2 separate regions of the Mus musculus genome follow, and region 2 is linked to region 1. The links are chromatin contacts, found by Hi-C or POLR2A ChIA-PET in ENCODE. All regions are on one chromosome and are shown on one strand. Each heading gives the region's core, a stretch centred on a gene start or an enhancer-like site at or near the end of the contact. The rest is flanking DNA. Distances are from core to core; before and after follow the strand shown.

Region 1 (3,324 bases), core at 397-2,896:
CAGGTGCTGGCTTTTGAAACCCAAAGCCCACCCTGAGCAACATGCTTCCTCTAATGAGGCCACACTTATCCTTCCTAAACAATCCATCAACTGGGAACCAAACATTCAAGTATATGAACATATGGGGGCCTGCCACTCAAACTACCACAGGTGCCTCTGGACAAGACCCTACCCAGCTAAGCTTCTAACATGTAAAAAGGAAAAGCCCAAGTAATTTTCTATTCCCCAAAACCATGACAAAGGAAAACGGCTGCAAATGTGATTCAGTGGGGCCAGGCTCCATCCCAAGAAGGCAGCAGAATTTGGCCATGATGTCTGTGTGGTTCTGACTTTAGAGTCAAGTCTGTAACTATGGAGAGTGTATGGCAGTGTAGTCCCTGCATGGAAGGTACTGAGAAGCTATTGTGAGTCATTTTGGAATTCAAACCTGGATTTCAGTGGAGATCCTAGAGCCATGAGACATCCGCCAAGGAGAGAATTGTCTTGAGCCTTAGAAGATATTTGGACCTTTAAATAATGTTGAGACTGTGAAAGTCTATGGGGACTTTTGACGGAGAACCAAATGCATTTTGCATTATAGTATGGTCTATGGGGGCCAGGGAGTGGAAGGAGGTGGTTTGAATGAGAATGGCTTCCATAGGCCATGTTTCAGTGTTTGGTCCCCAGTGATGGAACTGTTTGGGAAGAATTGGGTGCAGCCTTGGTGGTGGAGGTGGTCTTCGAGGTTTTAAAAGACTTGTGCCATTCTCAGTGGATTAAGGTGTGAGTCCTCAGCCTGTGGCCAAGCCTTAACAATACCAGCATGGACTGTTACACACTGCACCTCTAAGCCTGGTTAAACTGTTTTATAAGTCACTTCAATCATGAAGTTTTATCATAGCAACAGAAATGTAACTATGTCAGGCAAGTGCCCTTAATCACTGAGCGATCTCTCCAGCTCCTGTTTTTTTTTTTATCAACTCTAATTTTGTCTGTTTGTTTGCATTGGGTATGTTTATTTGTGCAGGCTAGTTTTATGTCAATTTGACACAAGCTTGAGTCATCAGAGTGGGGAGCCTCAATTGAAAATGTCTCCATGAGCTTGGGCTGTAAGCAAGCCTGTGAGGTCATTTTTAAAAATTAGAGATTAATGGGGGGAAAGCCCATTGTGGCTGGGGCCATCCCTGGACTGGTGGTCCTGGGTTCTCTAAGCAGCCGTATTTGCAGACAGTTTGGAGTCACCCGATGTGGGTTCTGGAAATTGAACTTGGGTCCTCTGAAGAGCAGCATGTGCTCTCAACCTCTCAGTATCAACTGGAACCAGAGTGGTCTGACTGGCCTCCTAGGTCTGAGGCACAGGGGCCATTGTATTAGACACTGAGTTGGTAACTGGACTGCTTACGAGAACCATCTGGTACCCTGTTAGACTAGGAAGTGCTTGCCGAGTTCACTGAGACAGCAGGGCCCAGCTCTCCAAGAACAAGAACAAGTTCTGCGTCAATGTAAATTCTCCTGACCATATGCTGGAGTAAAAGGCAGGCAGTCCAGGGCAGAGACTGCCTGGTCATCACTTCAGCTCCTGCTGTCAATCAGCAGTCGCTGGGCGGACCTAGCCAATCAGGGCCTTCAAGCTTACACCACTCAATCAAGAGCGAGGTAGGGCAGTGGGAGGCGGATTTTCTCTGTCCGCCGTGTTGTAGACTGAACTCCGTGGCTCAGGGAGGCCCCGTGGGTGCGTGTGCTGCGCTGTGGCCGCCGCTGTGAGGGGAGCACGGGCAGCTCGGAAGCCGCGACATGGTGAGCGCAGGGCCGCTGTCCCAGGTGGAGAGGAGTGGCAGCTATCGGTAGCTCTTCGCTTGTGCGGCGTTAGGCCCGCTGCGGTTGGCGGCGACTAGGTCGCTGCGGCTGTGTCGCTCCGCCCTTCGGCCGCGTCTGCGCAGAGCTCAGGGCGCCGCAGGGGAGGCCCCGCCCTCCGTGTCGGTGACGTCACGGCCACGAAGTGGTTTTTGTGTTGTACCCTGAGGCTGTTTGCTGAACTCAAGGTCCTGCCGGTTCCCCTGAGTTGTCTTCACATATTGGTGGAGAGTCCACTTTGAAATACTTTTGTGGGAGTTGTAAACTCTTAAGTTTTTGCTTATTTATGCCTATGTTGGATAGTATTTGTGAAGACAATTACTCTCCTGAGTTTAATTTGCTCTTTTAAAAGAACATTGACTATTTTGTGAGGTTCTTTTTTTATACTGTTTTGTAGATAAATTAGTTTCCAAATATTCGTACACTATTATGATCATTAAATTTCTTTGTAAAGATAAAATCTTTTATTTGTGTACTATTTATTTAGAATTGTCTGGAACGTTGAGGGTTTTTTTTCCCCCTTTACATATAAACCTTAGAACGGCTTTCTGCTGTTACACAAGATGTTAGCATTCTTGTTGGGATTGTGTTTTGAATTTATAGTGTAAATTGAGGAAAGCAACATCTTGGTGTTGTCTTCTATTTACTAGGCCAGTGCATATTCTTATTTGATTTTTTTTTTCTTTTTTCTGGACACTGGATCTCTCTGTGTCAGTGGTTCTTTACCTTTCGGTTAAGACAATCAGAAAACACTAATTCCCAATGGCTTTAGGAACTGAGATACTGCTCAGTTACAACATTACAATTATAACATAGCAACAAAAATAATTTTTTGGTTGGGAGTCACCTCAACATGAGGAAATGTATCAAAGGGCCGCAGCGTTAGGAAGGTTTAGAGTGACTGCTCTATGTATTCCTGGCTGTATGGGAATTTGCCATGTAGCTCAGGCTGGCCTTGAGTTCACAGAGATCCCTCGTCTCTGACTCCCAAGTGCTGGAATTAAAGACCTGTGCCACCGTGCCTGGCTTGATTCATTTTTGAAAAAGAAATTTATCTTCATCCAAGGATCTTTGTGAAATTTAGTATATGCTTCTCTTTGTGTCTCCTTTGAGCTGTGGTGCTACATACTCGGGGAAATTGCTAACCATTCAGTTGCTCATTGCTATTATACTGGAAGATGGACTTCTTGTGTTAATCTTGTATTCAAGAAGATTTTTTTAAAAAAGATTTATTTATTATTATAAATAAGCACACTGTTGCTGTCTTCAGACTCACCAGAACACATCCCAGTGGTTGCTGGGATTTGAACTCAGGATCTTCAGAAGAGCAGTTAGTGGTCTTACCCGCTGAGCTATCTCCCCAGCCCCAAGAAGTTTTCTTATTATTTCCTTGAGTTTTTGTTGGTCTTGGAATTTCCTATTTGAAAAGACTTGTATTTTATGTGTTATACTTAACAATTTTATTTTGAGATTCTAATACAATTAAACATT
Region 2 (3,324 bases), core at 454-2,953, 41 kb before region 1:
ATCTGCCTCCTCACCCAAGGCTGCTTAGCTCTTCCCTCTCCTCCTTTCTAGAAAAGGAAGTTCTCAGCTACAGTCCAAAGGACAGCTAGAATGCTAGGGACCGAATGTCTCACACATGAGCGCAAGCGCTTACACACACACACACCCATCTATTGACCCTGGGTGCCAAGCTCAGAAATTTGGGCCCCTCTTCAGGGATAAATATTAATGAAGGAAACAGGATGCCTTCTCTTGGTACTAAGAATTCAATGCGCACACATAGCCATTGAGGGTGTATATGAGGGTACTCAGGATTTCCTTCAGTCACTGACACTGCCTCCCTTTTCTAAAGACCTACCCAGAACAGATATTGGTGTGCCAGGCTTCAAATCTGGTGATCTGTAGTGTGCTCACTGGGTATTACCCTCAACCTAGAGTACCTTAAAGTCAGTGCTTCCTGTAGTGACACTATGTTTAGAGTTCTGAATTTAGAATCACTGCACCATTCTGACAAGCCCTCATCTTAACCATACCTTACCGATAACTTGAGACTCTACGCTATTTTAAGTCACTTACAAGTAGTTCCTGGCCATCTTCAGCACCAGAATGAATTACACTCTCTTTTGGGTCTAGCAAGGGACAGACAGAAGCTGAACACTGGGCCATAGGACTTGGCTTCATACATTTGGGGGTATTACCCCACAGGTCTAATCTAACACTTAAAAAAAAAAAAAAGAAAGAAAGACCAACACAAGAGTAGAAGCCAGAAATAGTGACACAGGCTTTTAACCCGAGAACTCTGGAGGCAGAGCTAGGCGGTTCTCAGTGAGTCCTAGACGACCCAAGGCTGCATAGTGAGATCCTATCTTACAGGAAAAAAAAAAAAAGAGTAAGAAAAGAAAACCAAAACCAAGGTAGGAGATGACGGAGAAGCAAGGCGGAACCGTTCCAAGAACAATACACCATATGGGAGCTAAGAGAACAATTCACACTAACAGTAGCATATGGATCCTGCTCTAAGTGTGTTCCAGGTGTTTCTTGTGAATCAAAATAACCAGCCACAACTGCATGGCGAGTCACAGCGGGGTCAGAAGTAGGCCTGAGCCATAGGACAGGGGGCGCCGCTGGAGAATCGAGCTGTTAAGATTGGAGACTCGCAAGCCCGCGGCAGCCCGGTACCCCCGCTAGGCCCCATTGTGCCTGGGTCCCGGTCCGGGTCGGGGTCGGGCGCGCGCGCGCACTTACCGGGGTGCAGGTGAGCGCGCAGTGCGCGTGCACAGACCAATGCCCCGACAGGACAGTGAGTGCGTGCGCGAGGCAGATGGTGGCGAGCGCCAGCAGCGCGGCCTCGGGTATCTGGGTCCAGCTGCTGCCCCATCCCCAGCAACCGCTGGCGGCGGCGCCCAGCCAGGCTGGGTACAGCAGCCCGGCAAACGGCAGCACGGTGAGGCGCCGCAGAAGCGCCAGCCGCCGGTACGGCCACACGGCGGCCACCAGTTCGTCGCCGTTCGCTATGAGTGCTGGCCCGGCAGCTAGGCCCGGCCGCAATCGCGACCCAGGCTGAGGAGACCCGTTGTCCCGGGCCCCGCCAGGCCGGGCTCCGCAAGGAACCGCGTTGCCCACCACCGCCATCTTTCCCAGCGCTGCGCTGGCTTCCGGCAGAGGCACCGCCCCACTTCCGGTCTATTACTTCCGGTAAGGTCTGAGCGCCACCTTGGAATAGGAAGCGCCTAGGTAAACCGTTAGGTGGGTTAACACAAGTGTCTGTTCAGGGCGCCGCCATGACAAAGAAGGTACCAAAGGTCCAAATCAGCTTGCTAAGGTCGGCCGTGGCGAACTAAGAACGCAAAAGATGTAGACGGGCAGGGCGGGATTGACATCAGCAAGAGACCCTGAAACGGAAGAGCCCGTCCCTTCTCAGCAACTTTTCCGGCATCTATCTAGGAAAGAGCCTCCGTTTGGGGAGGAGAAAAGCTTACCCTAAGATACAAACTTTAGGACTTGGGACCTTTTGAGGGCGGGTTTGGGAGGAGGCGGAGCTTTCGCAAGGTAGGGTTGAGGGTGCCTTTTCCATGCAAGCCATACGGTAATAAGTACACAAGGTCACATTAACATAAATGGAAAATTAGGTACTTATGAAATATACTATGATGCTTTATGCAACTATTCTGTACAAGTACTGTTATTTAAACACAGCCATAAGAAGGTTTTGAAGATTTAAAAATATATAAGTATGTATCTGTCTCTGTGTGTGTGTGTGTGTGTGTGTGCGCGCGCGCGCTGTGCAGTTCCTACGGGGCCCTAAGAATTCGTCTGAGGTGGGAGCGGGTAAAAAAAAAAAAAAAAGAATGTGTCTGAATCCTGGATTTGGAGTTACAGTTAGTTGTGAGTGTGAGTTCTGGGAATTAAATACAGATCCTCTGGAAGAGCAGCCAGTGCTGATAGTGGCCGCTGCCTTTGACTCGCGAGTGCTGGCCACCCTACCCAGATCCAATATAGATCATTTTTATTCTTTTTCAATGTTATTTTGCTTGGTAGTGCAGGGCATCTCATGTATAAGCAAAGCTGAAGTAGGAAGATGACAACTTCAAGGTCATCTGAGAACTTAAGGAGACTTTTTCCAGACTTAAAAAAAAAAATAAAAGTGTTGGCTAGTTCAGTGTTAGAGTGCTTGCCCAGCATTCTTGAAATCCTGGGTTTCATTCTTTGTAAAAACAAACAAATAGAAAAACTCACACAGCCCCCTGACTGCAGCCTGCTGTTGCATAGTGATTTTCTCTCAGTTGAAATGACTGGAGGAAAGTTTGATAAGAGGACTAAGGAAGTTCTAAAGGCAGGCCTTGTCTCCTCGCTTCTCTTCACTCTATCCCACCCCAGGGGATTAGTCTCCAGTCCTTGGGCTTGGCAGCAAATGCTCTTGCCCTCTGAGCCTGCTCTCTACAGAGAGGTCCGTTAAGACTCAGGAAATAATTCAGAGGCTGAAGAAATTCCTGAAACCTTAGCAGGTGCAGCAGGCTCACTTCTCCCCGAGGTTATTAGGCAGGCAAGTTCATTGCAAGTACGGCGGAGAACTCTAGGTTTGCAGTTTGGAGTGATCACCATTTGGGGGTGTGCCTTCACCCCCAAATGACCTCTCAGTCATCCTTGCCAGCCAAGTTTAAGCAGCCACTAAGCCATATTCCTGCGATAACTCCAGTAAGCTCTCTGATTCATTGACTTGAACTTCAGTGTTTTTTTGTTTTGTTTTGTTTTGTTTTTCGAGACAGGGTTTCTCTGTGTAGCCCTGGCTGTCCTGGAACTCACTTTGTAGATCAGGATGGCCTCGAACTCAGAAATCCACCTGCC

The links. Hi-C counts contacts between places; a loop is a spot of excess contacts on that map. ChIA-PET counts read pairs that join two places held with the same protein, here RNA polymerase II (POLR2A).
Region 2: a loop to region 1 is called in a map of heart, with 2.4 times the contacts of the local background. The contact joins the promoter of Atp13a1 here to the promoter of Zfp963 in region 1. A Hi-C loop is called at or near these places in 1 of 37 maps with a recorded cell type or tissue (heart). POLR2A ChIA-PET finds 5 or more read pairs at or near these places in 4 of 5 experiments (Patski and embryonic stem cell).

The regions. Positions count from the first base shown.
Region 1 is chr8:69,748,284-69,751,607 of GRCm38, reverse strand. Zfp963 (zinc finger protein 963) reads left to right here and starts at 1,646. Exons shown (of 4, transcript NM_001200023.1): 1 at 1,646-1,776. The coding sequence starts at 1,774.
Region 2 is chr8:69,789,542-69,792,865 of GRCm38, reverse strand. It overlaps Atp13a1 (ATPase type 13A1), which reads right to left and starts at 1,703. Exons shown (of 26, transcript NM_133224.2): 1 at 1,225-1,703. The coding sequence starts at 1,611.